Linked DNA regions of Mus musculus: region 1 is linked to region 2. A link is a contact called in ENCODE POLR2A ChIA-PET data. All regions are on one chromosome and are shown on one strand. The core of a region is the stretch at or near the end of the contact, and the rest is flanking DNA. Distances in the headings are between cores, read along the strand shown. Region 1 holds the start of Dexi (dexamethasone-induced transcript). Region 2 holds the start of Tvp23a (trans-golgi network vesicle protein 23A).

Region 1 (5,222 bases), core at 309-2,808, 96 kb after region 2:
AGGCCAGCTGTTCCCTTTCCCTTGTTGGGAGACTTCAGCCAGTCTTGGATTCACTTTATCTTTTCTAACATATAACAAAACTTCTTGGCAGAAGCCCAAAGGCACGTCTTCAGTACGACCACCCCGTGGTTCCTTCTGCTGACCCTAGGGTGCTGAGAGGCCTTGCAAATACTGCAGACAAAGCCAGCACCAGCTCAGAACTGCCTACCTGTCCCAGAGCGGCAGCCTAAGAAACTGACAGCCTCTGCGGTTCTGAGCTGCAGTACCAACAACCCAGGATCTCTGAAACCTGACTCCAAATACAGCAGCAGAAACACTGCCAAAAGGAAGTGCGGCAGTGTTGTTTGCTGAAGGTTTCCATTCTCCCAGGCTTGGCCTGAAGCCCCTCAGTTTAACTGGTCCCTCAAGAGGCCGCAGAACAAAAGTGACCAGTGCCTCTTTTGACACCAGTCTATGCTTTCAGGACAAGTAAGCATCCCCCCAAACCCCAAGGTCACCAACAAGACAGGCTAAGACTTGGGGGAGGAGCTGACAGCTCCACCTCAAAAGGTTTTGGGTACAAAGCTTTTACCCAAGCCATGGGGTAAACTGCATGATTACTCCAAATGTTCATTTCTTTGGGGGAAATCTCTTCAAACACTACTATTCCTAGCATCTGAGTTAGATCCAGAGGAGGTGGCCAGAGAAATCAGAGGCTTAGAGGAAGGAGGTTAGTCTGCCCTGAGGACACTACCTTCTCTCTCCCCGAAATACACCCCCATCTCAAGGGCACTTACGGGCCTCTTCCTGGGGTCCCATCCCTGTCCAGATGGTGCCCCCAACCAGTGGCAGCGGCATGGTACGGGCGGCTGGTCCAGGCCAAGAGTTGCGGATGGTGGAAGGCAAGTGGGGAACAGTAATCACGACATTATTCCAAATATCCATCGAAGACGTCAAGCTCTGAGTCGGCATCGTAAAGGCCAGAGCCAGGGTCTGAAAGTACGCCGAGGTCCACCAGCGCCTGGTCCAAGTCCTCGGGCAGGAAGACGAGGCCCACATTGAGAACGATGTATTCCATAAGGAAGGCGTAGTAAAGGATCAGCACATTGACGAAGAACAGGCCCACGTAGAACATAGAGGGCAGCAGCGGTGGCTGCACGTAGGAGACCAGGGGGCCCAGAGCGTCCAGGTGGGCTGCGACCCGGGCGCCGGGCATGCAGGGGCCGGCGATGGGGGCGGCGGCCGGGCGATCCCAGCGACCTCAGCCGCTGCGGCGCCCGGGCGGCCGGCGAGGGGGCAGCTCAGCCATCCAGGGGGCGCCCCGGGGCTCGGTGGCGGCAGCGCTGGGCCCCGGGCGGCCTCCGAAGACGCTCCTTGACACCCCGAGATGCTCAGGGCCGGGTCACGGAGCCCCGGGATCGGGCCACACGGGCCGCTCGCCCCTCAGGGCCACCCCCCTAGAAGTGGCCAGCGACTCGCTTTGTACGCTGCGCTCGCGCGCCCCCGCCGCAGCTCAGAGTTGAGGCCGCTGCTGTCTCCCCGAGGCGTTCCTCAGGCACCTTCGGCGCCCCCGCAGGCTCACTGCCCATCGCTGCAGCCGCCAAGTCGCTCTGGGCTTCCCAGCACCGCCTACCCAGAGGCTCTTCATTCATTGGCCAGTCGCATGCTCGCCCGTATTTATTGGCTAGCTCAGTGCTCCACGTTTATTGGCTTGAGCTGTCCGGGGGCGGGTACTCATTTGCTCCGCCCCATGGGAGGTGCTCCAGTCTCTAAGTTGCTCTTCTGCAGTTGGCACTCCTTAGACTGCATCTCGAACTTAGGTATGGAGCGTCACCTTTTTGGAACTTAGTTTACCCCCTTTAAAATGATGCCGGGTGGAAAAGGAATGCCGGTAATTCCACTGAAAATCTTAGATATCCCCAAAGCGCTTTTGTTGTTTTCTTTTTCACGGTATAGTAAGAAAAAAAAATCAATTACTGAGTGCCTTTGACAGAGGCATTATAGGGTTCCATGACACCCGGATGGAAAGTACCACAAGCAGGTCAAATCTTCTGCCAATAAGGCTGCTTATTGTTTCTATTATTTTGCAGTCCATGTTTAAAACCAACCAACCAACCAACCAATAATGCTAAGTATATATCTGCTCAGATTCTTCGGTTTACAGACCACCTTTGTGCTTCGTCAGGAGGATGAGTTTGCGAGGGATCAAAACCAAGGTCTGTGTGTGCAAGATATAGACGAGATGTAGCTCTACATCTGTTTTTGAAAACAACAACAACAACAACAACAACAACAACAACAACAAAACCCAAACCCTGAAAACCCAGGGTCTCACCATGAAGCCTCTGGGTGCCCTGAAATTGGCTATAGACCAGGCTGTCCCAGAACATGTAGAGTTCCACTGCCTCTGTCTCCTGAGTTCTGGGATTAAGGTCTATCCTCAATTCTTACAAAGGCCTTTAATCTAAGTCACACTTAGGTTTATAGGAGCTGGACAAGGCAATGTAGTATATTCCCTTTTCACAGATGAGGAAAACAAATTCCAGAGAAATGGATTCTCGAAGCTGCTGAGTCTCTGTCATTTCCTTTGGAGGTCAGACATGTTCTTGTTCTTTCATGACTTTTACATGGGAAACCATTAGCCTGATGCCAGTCTACATCTCTCTAATTCTTGGAAGCAATGCAAACCATTCACTCTATCAATATTCATCTAAAAACGTGCTATGTGCAAATCTTGTCCTGGGCCCTGGAGAGAACATTGGTCCCTGACTCAACTCTTTTCCTAGGACAGTCAATGGGCTGTCACAGGGGTTAAATAGCTATGAGATGTAGAAATGAATAAATGAGAGGGTGTGGGGCACAAAATCTTGCTTCCCACCGAGGTTCCCACTTCCAGTCTGGGAAGGAAGTCCAGGTGTATGTAACCTTTCATGGAGATCTTGGAGTTCTCTTTCTTTCTTACTGAATTAGTTGGGAAATGGCATGAGTTTTCAATAATGACCAGAGGAAACCTCTGAAAGTTCATCGTGGTTAGCTTTACAATGCTGCTCACATCTTTACAAAATGTTTTAAGACTAATGTGCAAAAGAAAAAGGTTGTAAGGACAAACCAGAATGTTACTGATTGGTTTTGTCAACAGAAGCAAATAAGGGTACCTGGGCTTGAATCCTGCGTCTGTCACACATAAAGTGCCTCTGTGACTCAGTTTCCTGAATTGTAAAATAAGGTTAATAACAGCATCTACTTCATATGGTTGTGAGAATTAAATAATTAATCACTTAGGATAATGACAAATGATAATGTACTACTCAATGCTTTTTATTTTTAATTCTTATTATTGCGATATTGAAGGTTGCATCCATAATGCATAAGCCACATTCCCACCCCTTTAAAAAATTTTTTTAAAGAGTTAGACCCATCAAAATGGCTCAGCTGTTAAGCAAAGATGCTGACAAGTCTGAAGATCCGACTTCAATTCTCAGATCTCAAATAGTGGAAGGCGAGAACTTGCTTTCCAAAGTTTTACAGACTCTAAGTGCGTGTGTGTGTGTGTGTGTGTGTGTGCGCGCGCGCGCGCGCGCACGCGCACGTAATACTTTTTAAGAGAACTAAACCTTGCCAAATTGCCAAGGGTGGTCTCCAATTTTAGCTGGGGTTTCGAGACACTCTTCTAATCACAAAGCTAACAATAAATAAGGTCAGATAGTCTTACTCCGATTTCAGCAAACCGTTTCCGCCCACCTTGACAGTGCCCAGCCTCTTCCTTCCTCTTGTCCCGCCTCCTCTGGACGGTCGCGCGAGTCATGCCGGTCCTTGTAGTCCGTTCGCAGAGTCCTGTCGTCAAGAGCCTCGCCGGAGAACTTCATTTCCCAGATTTCCTCGCGGCGGCGGCCGTAAAGCGCGGCGGTCGAACGGCCGGTTCCGGCTGAATGTCAGTGCGGGGCTTTGGGCTGGGGAGCAAGGTGCTTGGCAGTCTCTCCACCGCCCCCGCCGCCGCTGGCTGGGCTTGAGATGTCGCCGCGGACACCGGGCCGCTGGGCGGCTCGGACATGAAACCGTGAGGCAGGCGACAGGGCTGGTCTGCGGACATGTTTGGACGCTCACGGAGCTGGGTGGGCGGGGGCCACAGCAAGTCCTCCCGCAACATCCACTCCTTGGACCACCTGAAGTGAGTGTGCGGGGCGCGCGGCGGGAAGGCCGCGGGGCCGGGCGCGGACGCCCAGACGCGGGCTTGGCTTGCGGGGCTCGGAGGTGCGAGGAAGACAGGGGTGCCGCGGGAGGGTTGTATGTTGGTTATCCGCAAGGCTTTGGAGTCAGGGCACCTGGCTTCGAACCCTGACTCTTTCACTTCTGGCTCTGTGTGTGACCTTGGACAAGTCGCGTGATTTTTCAGTCTCCAGACACCTAACCTGAAAAGTAAGGGCATCGTTGAGTTTTCGTTTTGTGGGCTGGAGTTGTCTTGATGTCCCGGGGACAGACAGTGGCCACTGGGCTTCTTGGGGTAGCACTTCTTGGACTGCATAGTTACGAGGCCATTGACCCGGCCAGATCTGGATTCGATTTTAGTTAACAGTATGCATTTAGGCTTCAGTTTCCTTCACTGTAAAACGAATAGAGTGACAGTACCACTTTTTGTGGTTATTTTTAGGATTGGTTGGATAAGAGAATGAAGAAAACGCACAGAACATGTACAAGTGCTCTAAAAAGAACATTGATTAAAAGAACACAAGTATTTTCAGAAGGAATTCTAGAGGGATAGTCAGCAGTAGCACCTTTAGAGAAGACAGGAGGCTTACAGAGTCCTGGGGAAACAGGGAAGTACACAGAAGAGGCTAGCTTTGGAGTTAGACCTGTGTTCAAATCCTGACTTAATGACTGTAGCTTTGGGCATATTTTCTCTCTCTGTCCTTCCAATTTGCCATTACCAGCTGGGAACTGGGAACTGTACAAGAATTGGGTAATGTTGAGCATGTTAAGTGATTGATTCAGGATTGCTCTACAGGAGTGGCTAACAGAGGCACTCAAGCCTTCCCAGCCCATTCCAGTTCCTTTCTGTCTCTAAGTTCCAGTCATTATACCCTTGCTGTCTTCTGTGGCTCTGTTTATTTTCACTTCCTTTCTAGCTTTTGTTAAACTGACACTCCCAAGACGGGAGAACCTGCTTGGTTTCTTTGCACTTATATTGCCAGAGGATTGGAAGGGACTACAAAGAGAGAGTGGTAGAAGACAGAGACCTTAGAGAA
Region 2 (4,994 bases), core at 2,472-4,971:
TTGGCTATAGAGTGAGTTTAAGACTAGCCTGGTCTACATAAGACCCTGTCCCCCAGCCTCCCCTCCCCAAAATAAGTAAATAAATAAATAGAATCCTCTTTATGCCAGGTGAGTGGGTGACATCTATAATCATAGTACTTGGGAGGTGGAGACAGGAGGATCCTGCAGTTGGGTTATAGTGAGATCCTGTCTCAACAAACCACACTAAAGGCAAAACAAAATAAAGAGCTCAGTTCTCCACAATGCTGAGTGCATTCATCCACAGGATTGCCTAAGCATCAGATCCCTTGTGAATCCCACTAAGTCCCTGGGCAGGCTGATGAGTCATCACTGGCATATCAGAGGATTCTGGGATTGGCAGCTCTCAAGCAGATTGGTGAGCAGTTGTCCCCAGACCTGTAGTAAATGTAATTCCTCCAGCTCCCAGGTGCTCTTCCCCACTACCCACTGAAACTGGCTACTAAAATGGTCCATGACAGCCCAATAAGGAACATTCCACGTTCAGTATCTTTGCTATACAAGTTTTTCTTTAATTATGGGCCACCAGACCAAGAAGCCTGGGCATCATCCTTGACTACTTGCCCCCTGCTGCACACATGTGTGTGGGGGGGGGAGGAGGACAGGAAAGAAGAGGGTCTTGAGACAAGGTCTCTCACTGAACCTGGACCTCACTTCATTCTGCCCCCGCCCCCCACCTAGGCTAAGCTAGTGGCCAGAAACCTCCAGTAATCTTTCTGTGTCCAGCATCAACGTTTTGGGGTTATAGACACACACAGCCACATTCAGCTTTTTATGTGAGTGCTGGGGACCCTCACGCTTGCCCAGGTCCTCATGCAAGTGCTCTTTCCCACTGATCCATCTCTCCAGTTCCCTCTCCATCCTCCACACCTTAACCACCATCCAGTGAAGGTAGATTATACCTCCGAGGTGTCCTGGGCCACCCTCCCAGCCTCTGTTTTCTTCTGCCCCTAAACCAGTCTATGATGAGTAATCTCAACAGTCAACTAAAGGATATCTAGAATTACCTGGGACACAGAACTCAGCATTGCCCAGTGTGAGTTACTTTGAGTAATCTGATGGAAGTAGGGAGAGCCACCCACTATGGGCAGCACCATTCCCTGGGCTGTGATCCTAGACCCTATAAACAAGGGAAATGGAGCTGAATACAAGCATTCCACTATACTTCCTGACTAGAGACACACTGTGACCAGCTACACCAAGCTCCTGCCATGGTGACTCCCACGATGTGAAGCACTTGGCTGCTGAACTGTGAGCCAGACTAAACCTCTCTTTCTTAAGCTGCTTCCTTTTCTAAGTTATCTTATCATAGCAACAGGAAAGAGACTAAGGCACTAACTTCACCCTTCAGTCTTGACCCTAACACTGCTATGGCCAAATTCTTCCACTGAAAAGTAGCTCTTGTACATGGGTGTTTAACTTTACATAAAAATTAAACAGAACCAAATTCCATAACTCTAGCTATAGTGCAATGCTCAATAGCCACAGGTGACCACATTATATCTGATGAACAACACATCTGGGCTCATTGATTTTAACTGTCAACTTGATACAACCTAGAATCACTTGAGAAGACTCTTAATGTGGAATTATCCAGATCAGGTTAGGGGGATTGCTTTGATTGTTAACAAGGGGAGGAGGAAGACCCAGTCCATTGTGAGTGGTATCATTCTCTAGGCAGGGGCTCCTGAACAGCAAAAGGGAGGAGAAAGCCAGCTGAGTAAAGCAATCAAGAGTTATACAGGGCAGCCCCACAACAAAGCAGGGCCTAACCTTTACATGGCAGCGGTGTCCTTACATACTCGCCTGGGCAACTCCACAGGCAGTGTCCTTACATACTAGCCTGGGCAACTCCACAGGCAGGGGCTGGTCCCGTATCCTACATAGTCCCAGCCACCAGCCTAGGGTCAGGGTTACAGGTGATATTTACCAGGCAGTGAACCTGTAATTGTTTAGATACTCTATAAAACCCTTCACTTAGGATTCCAATGACAACAGTATGAAGGATGAAGAATGAGCCTCAAGTGTCTAGGGTCTGATCTCTGGGAGCTGTGGATGTTGTATTATGTGAAAAAAGGTTATCTTCATTTAGTAACGGATCTGAAAGAGACAGACAATGACAGAGAGACTGACAGAAACAGAGAGGCTCATGTAGAATACGCTGGTCCTAAACTCACTGAGTAGCTGAGAGTGACCGGGGACTTCTGAATCTCCTGCCTCCATCTCCTTCGTGCTGAGGTTACAGCTGCTTGCTACTAGGCCCAGTTTATTTAGAGCTAGGAGTGGATTAGAACCCAGGGCTTCATGCATGCTGGGCAAGTACTCTACCAACTGAGCTACACGCCCAGACCTCACATTGTAAAGGTGCAAATTACCCTAGGTTGCTGAGTAGGGTTGCGGTATTGTCACAAATGCCCTTATTATTGAGAGGTACAGGAGCGCATGTGCACGTGCACACCACCATGCCTCGTTGATGCTGTGGTTAGGATGGAACCCAGAGGTCTGTTCGTGCTAAGCAGATACTCCACCAACTGAACTACATGAAACTAGCATGTTTATGACAATTTGTTACAGTGACCACGTACTAATTTCATTCTTAGAGACTGTTGTATTTGGGTCGGATGATCTAATGGAAGAGGAAGACAAAATAACCGTAGCGGAAAGGTAGCACTTTTGACTAGCATACACAAGGCCCTCTGTTCCATTCCCAGTACCAGAAAACATAAAGAGAAAGCACTAGGTACCAGGCCTCTAAGTATGCTAGGGACGAGTGGGATGGACAAGTGGGCGTGGCTGAGCTGTGATTGTTTCTTGAAGGCTCAGGGGTTTGCACTTTCGCAGCTACCCTGCTGCAGACTGACTCCTCTCCTACACTGCCATATCTGACCTTCCAACAAGGATGCAGAACCTTTGCACTTCCTGTTCCTTTAGCCCAAATTCTCTTCCTCCAGAGCCTCCTGTGGCTGCCGGCTTCTCAGCATCCAGTCTCAGCTTAAAAGTCACTGCCTCAAAGACCCCTTCCCCCGCCCCGCCCCTTTGTGCTAGAGCATGAGAACAACCCTTGGAACCTTCTCTTACCTCACCGTGCTAGTTTCTTTCTAACCCTCTTAACATTTTTGCCTAATAAATCAGCTGCCCCGCCCCCAAGCTCTAGGCTCCAAGGGGGCAGGGTCTGTACAACTCATGCACACAGCAGTTGTTCCGTGTATTTCGAATGAATGAGTTGGCGAATGAATGAATTTGCAGCTTGGGACCAAATAAGTCAACATACCTGATCTTGGCCTTTCTAAAGGCCAGCTCCTCTTCATTACCGAAGTCCAGGGACACATCCTCAGTATCATCCCCTAGGCCCTGGGGAACAGCAGGAGCAGATAGATGGCAGGCCATCCCAGAGCTCACAGGAGGCCTTCGGGCGTGAGCGCCCTCTCTCCCTGGATATGTCTCTGTGCTCCTCCCAGCATTATTCCCTTAGTTCCCTAGGCTTTCCCCACCCTCCTTACTGCTCGGGGGCTTAGCCTTCAAGGCCAGTGCATCTACCTCCCAATGCAGCATCTCTGCAGCCCTACCTGCTTCATCCCCCTGGGTACCACTTGACACTATAGCACAGGTTCCAGCTCTGCCCTTCACCGCCCAAAGTTTAGGATGCCCAGCAGGGAGCCCGCCTGTGGGATGCTCCCAGCCTTAGCTCAGCTCTAGTGATCGATGGGGGGAGGGGCTCTGTGCAGTGCGCAGTCGCGGACTGGGGCGGAGCCAGAGAGGATACCCAAGGATGCTGGGATACACTGAGAGCCGAGTTCAACACGGAGGGTGCAGGACGTGAATGTAAGTTAGTATCCAGAAGCTGAGCGCTCAGGTTGGAAGCAGAGTTTGCTGGCTCTATAAAAAGCAAACTCTTCTGCGCCAGGCATAGTAGTGCAAGCCTGTGACTCTTGGAAATCTGAAGCAGAAGATTGCCCGGCTGCATAGAAACAAACAAATAAATAAACAAACAGCTGTGATCAGGATCTAGTTGCGTGGCTTGGGAACAGCAGTATTGACATAGAAATGGGCACACAGAGAAGAGTAGTTGTAGCCATGTGAAGGCCTTGCTGGCCTTCTCCTGGCCCAGAACAGAGTCGCAGAATCTCTTCTATGGCCTACCCCTGCCATTTCCCAATTCCCACCCCACTATCTACACAATCTCCCTTAGCCCCCATATCCCTCCCTGCCATCCTGGGACAGAGCTGAGTGACAGGAAGCCAAAGCTGCTAGTCTTGCTTCATGGTTCCCCTTTCTCCCTCCCCCACAACCAGGTGTTAGCCTGACTCCTGGTGACCCCCTCAGGGATACCGAGCCACAAGCTCCAGGGCAGTTCCTTCCTGCCCTGGCTAGAGCGCAGTAAGGGGCTGGTTCACCTTTAATCCTATAGCTGTGCCAGAGCTGCCAGCTGCACACACCACTCTTTAGGACACAGAGATGCTGTCTGGGGGGAAGGGAAAGGGGACTCCTTCTATGACAGAAGACCATCTCAGGGGCCAAGCCTTTTGAAGTGTTTTTCAAACTCTGACTGACATGGCAATGTTGGCCTGTAATCACAGTACTTAGGAAGGCTGAAGCAGGAGGATCACAAATTTCAGGCTAGCCTAAAATACAAAACAAGTTCAAGACCAGCCTGGGCAAATTAGCAAGATCCTATCTCAAAAAGTTTATTTTAAAAATGAGGTAGAAGGGGGATGGGGTGGGGTGGGCATATGCACAAGCAAGTGATTTTAGTGAGTGCTAGAGTGTTTGTCTTGCATACAAGAGACTCTTGATTCAATCCCCAGTGACACACACACCCCACACAAACATGTCTGTGTGTTTGTATGTATATGTATATGTATATGTATATGTATATGTATATGTATATGTATATGTATATGTATATGTATATATTTCCAAACCAACATCAGTTCTAGTAGCTTCTAAGCCCTCTGCTGCTCAACTAATAAGATGAT

The links. ChIA-PET counts read pairs that join two places held with the same protein, here RNA polymerase II (POLR2A).
Region 1: POLR2A ChIA-PET joins it to region 2 with 13 read pairs in embryonic stem cell. The contact joins the promoter of Dexi here to the promoter of Tvp23a in region 2. POLR2A ChIA-PET finds 5 or more read pairs at or near these places in 3 of 5 experiments (Patski and embryonic stem cell).

Annotation. Positions count from the first base shown.
Region 1 is chr16:10,541,496-10,546,717 of GRCm38, forward strand. It overlaps Dexi (dexamethasone-induced transcript), which reads right to left and starts at 1,559. Exons shown (of 2, transcript NM_021428.4): 1 at 777-1,559. The coding sequence starts at 1,195. The coding sequence ends at 908. It overlaps Clec16a (C-type lectin domain family 16, member A), which reads left to right and starts at 3,844. Exons shown (of 23, transcript NM_001204229.1): 1 at 3,844-4,147. The coding sequence starts at 4,068.
Region 2 is chr16:10,443,641-10,448,634 of GRCm38, forward strand. It overlaps Tvp23a (trans-golgi network vesicle protein 23A), which reads right to left and starts at 3,722. Exons shown (of 7, transcript NM_001013778.2): 1 at 3,290-3,722. The coding sequence starts at 3,405.